Regions from separate parts of the Homo sapiens genome. Here region 2 is linked to region 1. A link is a loop called in an ENCODE intact Hi-C map of the cell type or tissue named here. Cell type or tissue: pancreas. All regions are shown on one strand. Links, peaks and the distances in the headings refer to the core of each region. The heading gives the core; the rest is flanking DNA. Region 1 has its middle 120 kb from the start of MED15. Region 2 overlaps MED15 (mediator complex subunit 15).

Evidence for each region. Peaks named below come from ENCODE experiments on the same cell type or tissue, not always from the same donor. Only the 100,000 strongest peaks of a DNase experiment are listed, where the experiment ranks them.
Region 2: a loop joins it to region 1, with 4 times the contacts of the local background. A loop is called at or near these places in 2 of 110 quality-filtered maps.

What each region holds. Positions count from the first base shown.
Region 1 is chr22:20,627,445-20,635,763 of GRCh38, reverse strand. It overlaps the pseudogene IGLL4P. Among named protein-coding and RNA genes, the nearest start is that of MED15, 120 kb to the right of the region's middle. RefSeq lists enhancers at 1,123-1,865, 3,053-3,578. In pancreas, for the core only: no CTCF peak of the experiment used is centred there; no DNase peak of the experiment used is centred there.
Region 2 is chr22:20,579,352-20,587,670 of GRCh38, reverse strand. MED15 (mediator complex subunit 15) reads right to left here. Exons shown (of 18, transcript NM_001003891.3): 10 at 4,924-5,060; 11 at 4,704-4,831; 12 at 4,424-4,558; 13 at 4,278-4,341; 14 at 3,246-3,312; 15 at 2,656-2,816; 16 at 2,404-2,570; 17 at 1,845-1,943; 18 at 52-1,103. The coding sequence ends at 967. LOC124905084 (a long non-coding RNA gene) reads left to right here. Exons shown (of 3, transcript XR_007068013.1): 3 at 1-83. Among named protein-coding and RNA genes, the nearest start is that of MED15, 76 kb to the right of the region's middle. In pancreas, for the core only: no CTCF peak of the experiment used is centred there; DNase peaks (open chromatin) are centred at 1,286, 2,270, 4,050, 5,030 and 3 weaker places.

The sequences.
Region 1 (8,319 bases), core at 260-8,259:
TCATCCGCTTAGCTCAGTAGGAGCTCCTAGCCCTCACCCAGAGCCCCAAGCAGCCACCTCCCCTCCCATTTCCTCCCCTCCCCCAAGGCCCCTCCATACCCACCGGGGCTATTTGGGGCTCTGGTTTTGGCTGTAGAGGAAGCCACAGATGCCCCTCCCCCATCTGATTTAGAGCAAATGCCTCAGCCCTGGTCACAGCGAGGCAGGACCAGGGCCGGGACAATCCCTCCTCCCTGGACTCCAGTGCTCTTCTCTGTACCTTTAGGGGCTCTCCCAGTGTGGACCTACCCTGCCCTGGTGCTGTGGGGCCATCACTCCTGAGGATATGACCAGGGTCTGAGCTGGGCAGGGCAGCAGGTGCAGGGCAGTGCAGGCACAGGGCCAGCTGGGCCACTCTCAGGCTGGCCGGAGCCTGGGTGGCCCTGGTTGGTGCCTCCCTCCTGGTCAGCATCCCCTCTATAAGGTGGGCAATGGCAGCTCTAGAGCTCAGGGTCGCTATGAGGCAACCGTGGTGCATTCCTCATGGTCGGCCTGCCCTATGTGAGGTGGACCATGGCTGCCCTGGGCCTCAGGGTCACTGTGAGGGTTGATGAGGGACTGTGATGTTCCCACTGTGGCCCAGGGATGACAGCTGGGGCTCCGTCAGATGGTTCTTTCAGTTAAATCTTCTGCTAAGTAGGGGGAGATGCCCCTGCTGCCCCAGGCGCTCCCTGGGCCAAGCTCCAACCTTGGGGACTTGAGGACAGGGGGGTGCAGTGGTGTCTCCCTGTTGTCCTCCAGCTCATGAGCTTCTCCAGGGCAGGTGGTCCTGGTCTTGCACCAGCACCTGGCCCACAGCTGTGCTCACTGAGGGTTTGCTGAATGAGTGTGTGAGTGAATGAATGAAGGACTGAGGAGCTGTGGAAAGAGGCTGGGGGTGGGTCAGGCAGCAGCTCACCATGTTGACCCGGGCAGGTCACTTCCCTTCCCGTGGAGCCTCAGTTCTCTCTTCGGTGAAATGGGCACACGAGCACCTGCCCCTGCTCTGCTTTGTGGACTCCGAGGACCCTCCTGCTTCTGCCTGTCTCCTACACCGGCTCGATGTAGACTGAGGAGTGTAGGTCCCCAACCCCACAGAGCCACAAGGGGATTGGTGTGTTCAGTACTGTCTCCTGGCCCTGCCTAGCACAGCCTCAAGAGGGAAGGGTGACCTTGGGTCAGGGGCCTGGGCACCCACTGTCTGTGCTGCCCTGAACACCTGCAGGACCTGGGCAGGCTCAGCCTCCTCAGTCTGGCCTCAGGGAAGGGGGTTAGCCCTGGGTAGACCCAGGGTCAGACTGGGCATCTACCATCTGTGCATCCTTCAGCAGGTGTGGAACCCAGCCAGGCCAAACCCTGTCTCTACCAGAGCAGGGACCATGCAGGAAAGACTAGGTGGGGCTGGGCCTTGCTCTCTCTCCTGGCACCTTCCTCTCGGAGAATGGCTGGAGCCCCAGACCCAGGGAGCCTCACAGAGAAAGTCCCGAGGCAGGACCTGGTTTTCCACCTGAGGCCCAGGATCCAATGGAGAGGTGTTTCCCAAAAAGAATGCCCCCCAAAGGCAGCCAGTGACTTTCTGTGCCACACACTTGAGAACATCTCCGTGTTCTGGGGCTGCCAGGCAGTCACCTGTGCAGGTGTCGGAGCCCAAATCCAATCAATACTAAGGGATTGGGTAAAACACATCCCCACTGCCTGGAGTGGTGGTTCACACCTGTAATCCCAGCACTTTGGGAGGCCAAGGTGGGCAGATCACGAGGTCAAGAGATCAAGACCATCCTGGCTAACACGGTGAAACCCCACCTCTACTAAAAAAAAATACAAAAAATTAGCCGGACATGGTGGTGGGCGCCTGTGGTCCCAGCTACTCGGGAGGCTGAGGCAGGAGAATGGCGTGAACCTGGGAGGCGGAGCTTGCAGTGAGCCGAGATTGCACCAGTGCACTCCAGCCTGGGCGACAGAGTGAGACTCCGTCTCAAAACAAAACGAAACAAAACAAACAGACAAAAAACACATCCCCACTGTTAGTTCTGAGGAGATGCCTGGCCTCAGCATTGAAAACACCAACTTCCCTCAAGCAAAGGCTTTGTTAAATCTCATAGAAATGATGGAGCTCCTGTTACCCTTCTTGCTCTGGTTCCTGGGGAGCTTAGAGCCTATCTTTGGCAAGTGTCCTGAGCCTCCTGCAAGCCTTTTGTGTGTGTTTCCTTCTTGCCTTCCTCCGATTTTTCTTACACCTGTGAACCTGCTGGCAGGTGAAGAATCGAGGTGGGCCCCAAATTTAACAGCTCATGAATTTGAAGGTGCTGGAGTATTCTGGACAGTCCAGCTCTCAGGGGTGGGGAGTTGGGCAGAGAGGGAGGAGGGGATTCCAGGGGCCAGGGCCACGGGCAGAGGAACTCCAGGCCCAGAGTGTTACTTCCAGGCTGAGGAAAAAGAGGTCGTAGGTGGGAAGAGTGTCTTTACTAGGGCAAGGACAGAGGGCATATCTGAAGGCCCAGCCAGGGACAGCTCCATCCAGAAAGGAGGCAGGGAGTGGCGGGGGGTTGGGGGAGGGAGTGCTGCAGCGGGGAATTGGAGGAGGGAGAGGGCAGAGGGACTGGTCTTCAGTGATCAGATTGCTCCTTGCCTGGCCTGTTTCTCCAGCAGATGCCCCTGGGAGCCTGGGAGCCTCTCCCACAAGCTATTTTCCCACTGAGTGTCAGGATTCCCCCATCCCCCACTGAGAACCTGGGGGAAGTGTCAAATTATATGAAAGGTAAGAAATGAAGACAGGGAGCAGAATTTCTGATTAACAATGAGGATATTTACTGAGGGTTTATTGGGTGCAAGGAGAAGGGCTGGATGCCTTGGGGTGGGAGGGGAGACCCCTGCCCTGGGATCCTGCAGCTCCTGGCTGCTGTGGGTGGGGTGAGGGGCCTAAGAACATAGCTGCTGGGGGACCTCCACTGGTCAGACGTCAGGTTCAGGTAGCTGCTAACCGTGTACTTGTGTTTCTCTGTTTGGAGGGTGTGGCAGTCTTCATGCCCAGGGTGATGGTGGTGCCCTCTGCCTTCCAGGCCACCATCACGGCATCAGGGTAGAAGTCACTAATGAGAGGCATCTTGTTGGCTTGGAGTTCCTCAGAGTGTCCAAAGGGGCGGCCTTGGGCAGACCTGTGTGGACAGAGGAGGGGGCAAGAGAGGCAGAGGGAGTACTGGGGTGTTGTAGAGCCCCCTCTCTGTCTAAAGTCTCTGTGAGGTTCACGGCATGGCTGTCCAGTCCACCCGGGGCTGCCTCTTCCCTCCTCATTCCCCTCCTTTTCACTCAAGACCTCTGCAGAGCAGCCAGCCCGCACCTTCCTAGGAGCTCTTCCCAAGTCACCTTTTCTAGGAGCCCTGGCCCAGCCCTCCTCTGCAGCCTCTGTTTCCCTGTGTGTACCCAGGGCAGGCTGTGCTCCCTCCTCTCTGGTCTCTGGAGTCTGAGTTTGGAATTTGCACGTCCCCGCCCAGCCCACAGGACTATCCTGGCAGAGTGTGGAAAGGCCCAAGCCTGGTGGGGCCTGGAGCTTCCTGTCCCCTGGGGCACCAGGCTTTGCCCCAGCCCATCCCATTCAGCTTTCCTGATGAAGGGTGGGCTGCACCCAGACAAGCCCCGGGGCTCCTCCACCGCTCTTCACCTCCCTTGTCCCCACCACCCCAACCATAGGACCCTTCACCTCCACTGTGGTGTTGGGGCTGCTCCCCTGGACCACGGGACACAGCAGCCCCCCATGCCTGCCTCCACGGACTCTGACAACTCTAGACTTCAGCTGGCTGCCGTAGAGTCCTCTGCACCCCCCATTCGCTCCCCTCTTGTCACCTCCTGAGTCTAACGTGCCCTTTGAGGAAGGTGGGAGACTGACCCATGGACAGTGAGACGCCAGGCCCCAGGGGTGAAGGGGCTCCAGGGACAAATATGTCTCTGCCCTAAGGGATCTGCTCCTCTCTGATGACTATTCTGGGAGGGCTGGGCTCTGGCCATCTTGCCCCATCTGACCCATCTTCTTTTTTTGTCCCTGTGTCCTCATGACCCAGCAGAGGCCAGAGAGCTGCAGCCTAGACCCAGAGCCCTCTCTGCACCTGCATTGATGTCACCTCATGGTGACCCCTTTGTCCCCAGGCCCCCGTGTGGCCTTCCCAGGCTGGATGGGCATCCAGCCATCAGCCTAGACCCTGGGGTCCGGGGGGTGTCTCTGATGCTACTGCAGTGTGCCAGTCAGAACTGGCCTCTGCCCCGCACCTCGGGTGCCTGCCCTGAAAGAGGTGAAGGAACTCTGACCTTGCCTAAACCCAGCCCAGGCCCCGGGACCAGGCTGCGTCTGGCTGTTGGAACCTGGGGCCCTTCTGCTGGTTACCTCAAGACTAACCCACCTCCCCCAGGACCCATAGAGAAAGGTAGGGGTCAGTGATTAAGGCTGGGAGGGCAGAGGAGAAGCCACCCCAGGGAGAGAAAACATATTTTCCAGAGACAACAGAGGGTGGAACTGGCTGGGGAAGGTTGTAAGAGCCACTTACCTAGAGTAATGAGCTGGTTCCCACTGCTGTTTACCCAGTGACTGAGGCTTGGGTCCAAATTCCTGGGGCCAGTACAGGGGCCAGGCTGAAGCGGAAACCTTCTGGGCATGATGGGCACAGGGCTGCAGTGGGCGTTGTTGGGACCTAGGCACAGTGCGTGGGGGTGCCAGACCCCGAGAGGTGTCCCTGTGCCTGTCCCCTGTTTGAGGCAGGTGCCACCCACAGTCTTGGAGTCACCCCAAGTGTGTGTCCCCCCTCTCTGAAGCTGTTGGTGCTGGTGGCAATGCTGGGCCCAGTAGGTCCCAGCAACTCCCTGAGTAATGTGTCCCCTAAGGCAGCTGTGCTGTGTGGCAGAGGAGTCCTGAGCTGGCTCGGATCAGCCCAACCTCACCTGGCCTCATTTTAAGGGCCTCTGAGTCCTCCCACAAATTTCCCAGTCAAGCCAGGCTGGCTTCCTCTCTGGATCAGGACACTGGGTCATTCTCGACTCAAGTGGAGAGTCCTCTGCTTTTATATCTATCCGTGGAGACACAGCTCAGTCCCACTTTTTTCATGAAGCTTTTCTGATTTCTCAGATTATTAGTTTCATCTGTCCATCTATCCAGTTGTCCATCTGTCTGTTCATCTATTCATCTGTCTGTCCACCTGTTTATTCATGTCTGTCCGTCTGTTCATCTGTTCGTCTGTCTATTCATCTGTCTGTCCATCCATCTATCACCCACTGGAGGATTCCACTCCATCTCACTCTCCTGTACTCCTCCTCTGGCCCTCATGCAGGATTTTTCTTTTTTAATGTTTCTGGTACCAGCAGTATTAACAGCTCCATTCTTAAAGAAGCAATACCTTGGCCGGGCGTGGTGGCTCACACCTGTAATCCCAGCACTTTGGGAGGCTGAGGCGGGTGGATCACAAGGTCAGGAGATCGAGACCATCCTGGCTAACACGGTGAAGCCCCGTCTCTACTAAAAATACAAAAAATTAGCCGGGCATGGTGGTGGGCACCTGTAGTCCCAGCTACTTGGGAGGCTGAGGCAGGAGAATGTCGTGAACCTGGGAGGCAGAGCTTGCAGTGAGCCGAGATCACACCACTGCACTCCAGCCTGGGCGACAGCGAGAGTCTGTCTCAAAAAAAAAAAAAAAAGCAATTTATTTTTTACCAACACTGATGTGGGTGGATGCTGTTGTTTGCAATTAAAAACCAAGGCCGCTACAGATATGGGCACAATATTGTGTGAAGCTGGAGACCCTCATGGAAGCGAAAACCTGGGATTGGCTAGCCAAGGCCAATTGTTTCCAAAGCCCTCTTAAGAGGATGTGATTACTATCAAAGGGTGAGATGCTGGCAGCAAAGATTATATTCACCTGAATGAAACCAGGTGTGGTGTACGCCTGTAGTCTCAGCTACTTTGGAGACAGAGGCAGTTGACTCCTCAACTTCAGGAATTGAGGCTGCAGTGACCTGTGTTCATCCCACTTCACTCCGTCTTGGGTGACAGGGTAAGACTATCTTTAAAATATGTATTTTTAATTTTTAAAAGGATCATATTCACTTAAATGTGAACAAAGTGTCCATTGAGGGCACAGCTTTAGGGGATCAAGTGGCCACTTCTGTAGAACAGTGTGATGGGTACGAGGGCTTAGGAACTAGAGGCAGGTCGGCTGCTTCTAACTGCACTGCTGGAGCTCAAATCTAGAATTCACACCTCAAACAGGGTCAATGTCTCTACTGTTCAATCCATGGGACATTCTTAGCCTGGCCCCCAGAACAAGGCTTGTGTCTACCTGCCATGACCTGCTCATAGGAGGGTGAGGTTTCTGGTTCCCAGGGCTGTTGGCTGTCTCAGTACCATGGACGTGTGTCCTCACAGCAACGGGCCAAGGCAGAACAGCTCCCCGAGAGTCAGGATGGTTCTCTTAGTTCCCTGCTTCTCACACCTGGGCCCTACCCTTAGACAGAGGAGGTGACACTGAGAAAGACAAAACTTTTGAAAGTGGGAAGTTTCAAATGCGGAAAGAATTGTGATGTTCCCTGAAAGAAGTAGTAACTCCAGCACTGGAGATAAGATAGTGGCATCAGAAATTCAGAGGGGCATGGCTTACATGCGAAGAGTGAAGCTGTGTGGGCCTGAGACCAAGAAAAGAGGTACTGGACTCCGATTAGCTGGGCCCAGATGGCCAGACAGGTGTGGAGACAGATGGAGGTGTGTGACCAGGACCCTCCTCAGAACACCACTCTCGCTTGGCCAAATGCCCTGTTCTTCTGGGTGGCTATGCTTAGGGCTAGCGTCACTGAGGTCACTGTGCTGCAATTAGGCATCTTCACTAGGGATTCAGTCACAGATGTAAATCAATCACAGTCGCGTTTGTGGAAGAAGACTCCAAACTAGACCAACCGAATCTCTAGGGGCTGCCCCAAGTGTGCCTGGGGTGTCCTGGTGCCAGTGCACAGCTCTGGGTAAGAACCACTGGATTAGATATGTAAGCCCCATGGGTAAGAAGAGGACCTTGCCTGAAAGGTGGATCCCAAGTATTGGTCACCTGGGAAGACTGTGGAATCCTAGAGAGGACAGGGGACAGAGAGAGAGAATTCTAGAAGTCCTCATGCTCATAATCATGAAGACGCCAAGATGACCAGGATGAGGTGAGTTGTCCTTTAAGAAGAGTCTAGATTTTCTTTGTCCTTTACATTTTTTTCTCCTTCCTTCCTCCCTCCCTCCCTCTCTCTTTCTTTCTCTCTTTCTCTTTCTCTTTCTTTCTTTTCTTTCTTTCTTTCTTTCTTTCTTTCTGTCTGTCTGTCTGTCTCTCTCTCTCTCTCTCTTTCTTCTTTTTCTTTTTTTTCTTTCCTTCTTTCTTTCTTTCGACAGAGTCACTCTATCACCCAGGCTGGAGTGCAGTATCATGATCTTGGCCCACTGCAACTTCCGCCTCCCGGCTTCAAGTGATTCTCCTGCCTGAGTCTCCCAAGTAGTTGAGATTACAGGTACAGCACACTCCACCATGCCCGGATAATTTTTGGTGTTTTCTTTTTTTTTTTAGCAGAGATGGGGTTTCACCATGTTAGCCAGGCTGGTCTCAAACTACTGACCTCAAGTGATCCACCTGCTTCAGCCTCCCAAAGTGCTGGGATTACAGGTGTGAGCCACTGCACCCGGCCTGCCCTTTACATTTTTGCTATAATTTTAGAATCAGCTTGTCAATTTTTACCAAACCTACTGGAATTTTGGATGCTAAATTGGCTCACAATGAAGTTAAAAACCAAATAAGAATGAATCCATTGCCAAATCCAAGATCTTGAAAATGTAATTCCATGTTTTTTGTTTAGAGTTTAACAGTTTTAGTGTTTATACTTAGGGCTTTGACCTATTGTGACTTAATTTTTGTATATGGTGTGATGTAGGGGTCCAGCTTCATCCTTTTGCATGTGGATATCCAGTTCTCCCAGCACCATTCTTCAAAGAAATGAGTGTTTTCCCCACTGAATGGTCTTGTACCTAAGTTTTTACTCAGCTCGGTGAAAACGTGCTCTCACTGATGAGGCTGATAAGGTTTTGTCTTGAATTGGGACCTGGGAATAGTGCTGGTAATTTGGAGATGACATGAACATTTATTTGGGGCTACCCCAGTGCTCTCTGCTGGTTGAGCAACTGCGCCATCCAGCCAGTTGGAAGGTTTGTAATGAGGGAGCTGAATGAGACAGAGACGAGAAGAAAGGGCGAAAGTGGAAGAACTGCATCAAGAATTCAGGAGTGAAGAGGGAGCAATTCTC
Region 2 (8,319 bases), core at 320-8,319, 48 kb after region 1:
ACAGCGAGCCCAGATTCATGGAGAAGGGGACACAGTGATGAACAACTGACAAACACAGGAATAATAAATTTATTATAATCACAGATGGTGGGGTAGTGCACATAAAAAGGGGGGACCTCTTCTCACCAGAGGGTGCTGGCCGGTGCCCAGAGTGGCAGGCAACATAGGGAGGCGCTCCCTGCATGGCCCGGCCCGCTGCCAGGCCCGCTGTCTCTGGGTGCTCAGTGTGTGGTGCTCTGAGGACACGGGTCCTGAGGGCCTTGCTCTTCATCCTTCACAGTGGGGACACGGCCCTCATGCCAGCGGCACAGGGGTGCCGGCAGCAGGATCCCTGACGCCCCTGCTCCCTGGGTGCCCCACGGTGCTCAGCAGGAATGCCGTGAGGGCTGAGGCCCAGCTGGTGGCGGGGAGCCAGCAGCACCTATGGGCCAGCCCTCCCTCCAAAAGGCAGCCTGTGCCCTGGACTTGCAGGCTTCCTCGGGGGGTGCTCCACCTGCCCAAAGCAGCATAGCCTGAACCCAAAACTGTGACCAGAGAATCCCATGTGTGTTTTAAGGGTTTCCTATGTCCTCTGTGTTCTATAGGAACGAGTAGGGGTGCGTCTAGCACACACGAGACGCTCTAACAACACCCTGAGTGCACCCTCACGCTGCTGAGATGGACCTGGACCGTGGACAGGCCACGGTGAGAGCAGCCTGAGGATCGCATCTGGCTCCTGGGAGGAAGTCACATGGAGGGCCTTCTCTAAGAAGTCGGCCAACGCCCCCCAAGCAACCCGCTCCACTGCGCCTATCCCAGTTCTGTACAGGTGTGGGATTTCGTTTGGCAGGTCCCCAAGGCAGAAGATAAAAGCAGGAAAGCTAACCTAACCCCAGGCTCTCTAAGGAAGCCAACACCTAGAAGTGTCTGACAGGAGGCGTGTGTCCTTGGCCCCGATGAGGCTGCGGGCCATCCCTGCAGTCTTGGCTAGGCGGCTGAGAGGCAGGCCTGGTGGACGCTCTGGGCCCAGGTGTTGAGCAAGGCGGTGACCGAGTGCTTGTCCGGGAGCTGCAGCAGCCTGGAGGTCATGCAGCGGTGCACCGACTGGAGGAAGGGGTTGGCGTCTGCAACAGAGCAGTGGGCGTGAACCTAAGGCGGCCGGCGCTGCGCTCGCTCCTGGCACACCCGGCAGTGCTCTGGGAAGGGGTAGCCCCAGGCGCGGGCCGAAGCACCAGGAGGTGATGTGTCCTGCACGCTGCCCGGCCTTTGGGCTCTCCTCCCAGAGCCTCATCGTCAGTGAGAACCAAATCTGAACAGGATCTAGGGCTCTGCCTCTAACAACCTTGGGGACCCAGCCTGGCTCTACTGTGTGCCAGCTCTGCTGTGTGCCAGCTCTGCTGTGTGCCAGCTCTGGGCTCAGAGACTGCCCCCTGCCACCGTGGTTCTCTCTGGAGCCACAGCACCCAGATTGGGCCCTGTGTGCCCAAGCTACCAGTGGAACCTGGCAGCCCTGCCAAGGTAGTGGCCTCTGGGAAGCTAGTGGCCTCTGGGAAGAGCGGGGACTGTCCCTGAGCCATGGGCTTACTCACCCCTCACCCACTGAACACAACCACCCTGGACAGCTGACGTGACACAAGTTGAAGGGGCGAAGGGACACAGTGGGAGCAGAGACCCTTTTCTCTCAGGCGACCACTGGAAAACCCGCTGCTGTCTGTGCAGGAGGAGCCAGAAGAGGGGAGGGAGGGGCCTGAGCTGGGGAGGGGCAGGAGCACACAGAGGCTGTCCCTGCTGCAGTGGAAGCCTGGTTTTCCACAATGACCCCTGCTTGCCCTGGGTCCCCAGACAGCTCCTCTGGGTCTACCTACCGTACTGCCACTGCCGGTCTATCCACAGCGGGCTTTGGGCAGGATAGTCAGCGGGCACACTGAGCTCCAGTGGTGGCACACTTGGGAGGTCCTTGTCATCTGCAACACAGAAGGCTCTATCTGTGACCTGGACAAGCCCCGGCCTGCCCTGCCTCACAGCCCTGCTCTGGAACAGGACTCCACACCCAGGGAGGTTCTGGTGAAGCTTGTGGCAAAGCCTGGAGGAGGTCTCTCTGACTCTCAGATTTCCAAACGTGAAGCCTGGAGTGCTCTGCATTGATGGGTGCCCAGAGGTCCTGCCTACCACCTCCCTAGGGCCCAGGCAAGCAAAGCCACATCTGTGTTGGGGAGGTGAGAGTGTGCGGGCTCTGGCAGTGGGGACTGAGGCATGGCCAGGCTGTCTGGAGCCCGGTGTGTGTGAGGATAGAGCAGACAGCCTGGCGGGGCGTGAACACAGGGTGGGTTCTGGGCGCTGTGCCATCTGGCTTGGATGGCAGAGTCCTGGGGCTGCGGTCAGGGCCTGCTTTCCCACACCAGTCCCGGCCCTCTGGACACTCACCCAGCTTGCAGATCAGGTGGACAGTGCCATTGTTGCTGCAGTGAGAAGGGTCCAGGTTTACCAGGAACTTGGGGTCCAGCCTGGCCACCTCACCCTGGAGCACACTGGGGATGCTCTGCCGCTCATCATCCTCAAGCCTGCGCTTCCGGGTGCACACCACTGGGGCCCTGGGGAGGCGGCATGGTGACCACACCTGGCACACGCGGCCCAGGGCTGGCCGCCCTCCGCAAAGCCCAGCCCAGCTGGACATACGTGATGGGTGGGCCGTGAATGGCGGTCATGGCTGGAACGAATGTGCGGTACAGGGAATGGTTGAAGACAGGTGAGCGGATGTTGGCCAGGACGGCATCCAGGAGCGGCTGGCATAGGTACTGCTGTTTGGTCGGTGGCACCGGGGGCGGTGGGGGAGTGGGCTGGAGACAGGATGGGCACGGTCAGCAGCCCGGGACCCGAGGGTTCCCCATTTAGGGGGCCTTCACACCCCAGGCCCATGGTCACTCACAGTCAGATTCCCGAGGCCTCTCTCACAGCCTCCACCCTTGTGCAGACAATGTTGGCTGATCCTGGGAATAATCCCCCACCCCCACAGCCTATCCTCCCTACAGTCCCTGCCTCCTCTGAAATGGGTGAAGGAGGCACCCACGGGGGCCGTAGACAGAGGGTGACTTCTCCCATGTTCCCACCCAGCACAGCAGACCTGGCCAGGAAGCCTCGTGGGCAGGGTCCAAGGTCAGGCCCGGCCCCCGCCCAGATGCCCTGACCTTGAAGGCCCTCTCAGCAGCACTCCCAGGAGCTCTTAGGAGAGCCCTGGTTCCCCTAGGGGTGTCTGGCATCCCACTCACCACCGCCATGTCATTCTTGAGTTTCTCCAGGGCGATCTCACACTTTTGCAAGGTCTTCAGGGGACACCTGCAGAGAGAGAGGACTTGGGCTGAAAGAGTGGAAGACATGGCAGTTCTCAGGCTCAGGATCCCAACTACTGCCACTGGGCCTCAGCCATCAGAAACCTCTGCAGGAGCTCCTACCAGTTGACCAGCTGTTCCCAGACCCAGAGTTGAAGGCAGGCAGCCCTCAACCCCAGGAGCTGCTTGTCCCTGGTTGGCAGAGTGAGGTGATGGGTCAAGAGAAGGGACAGTGGCCAGGCCCCTGATCAGGCTGTGAATGCCTCATTGTCATGTAGGCCAGTCCCTGCCCCACTCATCCCTATAACCCTAACAAAGGATCAACCCATGAAGACCTGGAGGACCACCCAATAGTGACTGGCATTCTATCCAGACAAGCAGAACAGAGAGACCCTTCTAGACAGGGGTTGGGGGATAGCCTGAGTTGAGGTGAAAGGGAGGTATATGCCAATGCCCATGCAGTTTGGAGGTACTGCCCGAGCTCTGATCCTCACAGCAGCCTGTGGCCAGCAGCCCTGCCTTCCACCTGCTTCTCACCAGCGCCACCTTGTTTCATTTTCATGACAACACACGTGGGCTACAAATGGGGTAACTGAGATGCAGTCGCCTGCCCATGGTCACCAGCAAGTCAGGGGCAGAACTCCAGGTCAGGCTCAGGCCCATCTGGGCCAGCTGATGGTCAGGCCACTGCAAGCTGGGCCCCTGGCTGCTGACTGGATGAGGTCTGGCTGTGATGGCCCAGCATGAGGGCCACAGCAGCAGCCAGGAATAGGGCAAAGGCTGGGCATGGGCCAAGATGAAGCCTGGGCTTGAAGCCCCAGCACACACCAGAGTGGAGCCTTGGAGGCCTCTGGCCAGGGTCCAAAGAGCTGCCTGGTGCCTTTGTTAAACCCACATCATCACCAAGTGCCCATCCATGGCTGGGCTATCTGTGCCCTTGTGGACCCTCCGTGGGCTGTGGGCAAAGCTCACCGCTTCGAGGGGTCTGTCAGAATGTCCAGAAGGCTCTTCATCTTACTCAGGTCCTTTTTTCTGTCTGGGACAGAAGAGGGTACACACTAAGACACAAGCCTGGTGGTGTCCCCAGGGTGCAGGCCCCTGCCCTGGCTGCAGCCTACCTTCGTTCTTGTCGATCTTGTTGATCATGCGGCGCAGGGGCTCGATGTACTTCGACAGCTGCTTCAGCTTGTCCAGGTACTGCTGCTCCTCAGCCTGGCTGGAGCCAGCTGGGCTCATGACAGAGCTGGGGTTCACTGCAGGACACAGGCGGGTGAGGCCACAGCCCTCGACCCTCGGGTGGGGAACTTGAGCTCTGAGGGCCCCAGAGCTCGCACACCCAGTATGAGCTGAGGCCTCATAAAGGTGAGGAGTGACCTTAGCACCTCAGGCCCAACTTACCAGGTGTGTTTAAAGGTCCAGGTGAGGGGACACTGAAGTTCTGTGGGGTCCGCGCCGTCACTGGGCTCTGGGAGGGCTGCGGTGAGGGGCTGGGCAGGAAGCTACTGGGAGATGGGGCAGGGCCAGAGCTGCAGCCAAGTGAGAGAAACATGTGAGCCGGGGTCCAGGCAGGGCCAGCCTCGAGGGCCAGGTGGGGAGGGGCACCCCAGGCCAGGCCTACCTGACGTTGGAGTTGGGCTGTGAGCTGGGCTGGCCGGGCTGCGGGGACGGCTGGGGGGGAGGGGGCATCGACTGCGGGGTCTGCACCTGCTGGCCCGGTGACGGCGAGGACAGCATGGGGAGGCTGCTCTGGCTGACCTGGAAGTGGAGGGGCTCAGCCGGCGCGCTGCCACACGCCCGCCCGCCTGCCTCCACACCACCTGCCCACCGCACGCATAGGCCCATCCTCCCGCACAGCCTCACCACACACCTGTGTCTTCATCCAAATGCCACCTGGACATACACACAGGCACACTCCCCCAGCCTGGCACACAGCATGAGGTGACCAAGGGGCTGGCGGGGGGGGCCCAGGCAGGGCAGCCCTTGCTCCTTGGCCAGGGACCCACAGGGGCACAGGCTTTGAGGGCTGTGTCGTGGGAGTGTGAGGAAAAGGGCAGTCTGGGAGGCAATGCCCTTGGCTGGCACTAGCCTGGCCTTCCCTGACACGCCTGCCTGTCCTGTGACATGCTCCTCTGTGGGTCGGTGAGGACCCTGCTCTGCTGACCAGTGGGACCGTCTTCCCACATGCTTCCACAAGCCCCCGCAGCCCCCAGGCTGACTGCACCAAGGACAAGCCTGGTGGCTACAGCCATCTGTTGTGGTTAACACATGCTGCTGCAGGGCTGGTCCCAGGCTGTCCCACCTGGACCTGCTTAATTGGAGTGAGGTGGCCCAGGGAGCCACACACACACCCATGGTGGCACTTGCATCGGCCCACACCAGCGCCCCTGGGAGAGGCGAGCTACTCAGTGTCAGACACCTGGGCCCAGAGCCTGGTTCTGCCATGCAGGTGTGCACCTGAGTCCTCTGAGGCCCTGTGTGTATGCAAAGCAAGGCTGTTGCTCTGCTCCCCAGGCCTTGCTGGCCACGACACAAATAAGATCAATCACCCCAGTGTCTGCACCAGGGACACCACTGTCTTCATCCGTAAACTCTAGGGATGAAACCACACCACCCAGGCATCAGGGATAAGCATATGTAAAACACCCACACCTTCCTGGGGTGGAGCACAGATGGCTGCTTTGATGGGGAGAACAGCTGCCTGCCAGCCCTGGGCGTCTGGCCTCCCCTAGAGGGACTCTCAGCAAAGAGGGATGCCTTGTCACACTGGGGGAACCCTGAAGGCCCTGCTACATTTCCCACACCCTAGTCAACCCCCTGCATGCCAAGCATCCCCTCACAGTCTGCCTAGGAGCCAGGCCCCTGGACCATCCATTTCTGTAGACCAACTCAGTGCTTCTCCTGGGGCACTCTGGCCATGAACGCCTGTCTCGGGCCACGGCTCACACCACCCCCCAAGCACTTCCACCACAGTGCTGTGAGTACTGGGATAGGACAGCTGCTTTCTAAGCTCCTTAAATTGGGGACCAGGCCCAGAGCCCACAAACAGAATGCTGCCCTCCTCACCACCCCACCAGGCAGCAGAGGGCAGGGTGGCACTGCCCTTTCAGCACCACGTGGACCAAGCTCCTGGAGCGAAATGCTCTTTCTGTCCTGCCTGTTCCATGGGCTGTGCCTGACAGTGCTGCAAGGGATGCTGGGTGCAGGCCGTTCCTGAACCACGTGTGCTGGGAGACCAGGGGGTGGGGGGCTAAGGCACAGAGCGTGACCACAACAGGGTACTTCCAGCACAGCTGGGTCAGAGGTCCCTATCCAAAGCCACTGGCCCAGTGGGACATCAACCGATGGAATGGACTGTTCCCACTGCTTTGTGGTCAAGACACCTCTGCCTGGGAGAGGAGGGACAGAGTGCAGGAGCCCCAGCCTCGGCCTGCCGGGCCTCATCACTCTACCTAATGGAGCAAAATGGCTCGCGGTGATTCTCGCAAAGGTTAGCAAGGTCAGAAACGGGGACTGATGTGACTTCATTTGCTAAATGCTGAGTTGAACAAGTACAGAGATTTCTCCCACCAAAGTCCTGTGCATTCACGGTGCTGGGGTGCACAGAGCCCTAGCTGAAGAGGAGTAAGGGCATGTCCCAGACACCGGAACACATGTTCTAGACTTATCCAGGTGTCAACAAAATCCCAAGGCCAGAAAATTCCATACAGAGAACCACAGACGGCACCGAGGAGTGGGAAGCAAAGACTCTGGGCCCCATGCTCAGCCCAACTCTGCCTTTTCTGACCCATGCTTGACTTGCTGCTACTCTCTACCTGCACCCCAGAAAGCTGTCTCACAAGCTCACCTCTCTTCCTGCTTGAAGGTCAGGGCCCCTCCCCTTGCCTCTACCTGACTGCCTCTTCCAGAGAGGCGCCTGTGCCTGAGCAGCTGTCCCTTCTAGAAGATGGTCAGCTCTTTTCTGTGGCCTAAAGCTCAGCGCTTCTCTGAGGAGCAAGGCAGCTGCAGGCTGGGCAGAGGCTGCCAAGCAGAGAAGGCCACCACACAGCCCTCATTGCCACTCAAGAGTTCTCATCTGCTCTCGAACCTCAGGAAGCCCGGCACCCACTTTGGCCCTGAAGCGGCAATCTCACCAGCCACGCCCGTGGGGCCTCCAAGCACCCACCCAGAACTTAGGTCTATCTCAGTTCTTCAGCTGCCCCAGGTCAGGGCAGCTGGTGGCCAGCAGAGCCTACAGGATGGGAGACAGGGAGATTTCTAGTGGGAAGAAAAACAAACGAGGGGCACCCTTTCATTTCCAAGAGCACAAGAGCAGAAAGCCAGGCCCTGTGCCCAGGTGTCAGTGGTGGACAGTCCAAGTCCAGCACCTGGGATGAGAAGCAGCCCCCCAAAGACTCATCTGAAGACACAACTGGCATTAGGGAGGCAGCCAGAGAGGTCGGGCGCCGGTGTGTCACAGCTAGCAAAGGCCCCAGGACAAGAATGTCACACATCCTAGGGAAGGAGTTTCTGAGTGCACACCACCTGTCACCTGTGTGTCACAGGTTGGGAACAGGGAGCTCAGAGGGAAGTGACTTGCTCAAGGTCATCCTAGTGATGAAGGGAGCTCAGGCACGCTAAACATCAACACCCCAGCAACACCACCACCCCAGCAACAATGGCCTGAACTGCATTTCTGGGAAAGGGACCCACACAGCAGCCTGGAGCTGAAGGCAGGTGGACACCGAGTGGGCCAGAGAGGAGGTGGGAGGGCAAAAAGGCTGGTCCAGGGAGCTCCATCTCACAGAGGAACCCTCAGGCAAGGCTGGCGGCACTGCGCGATCCCCACCCCCGCCCCCACATACTGGGAACCGTTCCTTGCTCCTGGCTCCGGCACTCAGTGTGTCCCCTGGAGGCACTCCCCAGGGTGCAGTGGAACACGGGTCTCACCCTGGCAGCTGGCAGCCAGCAGAGCCCAGAGGATGGGAGGCAGGGAGATTTCTAGTGGGAAGAAAAACAAATGAAGGGCACCCATTCA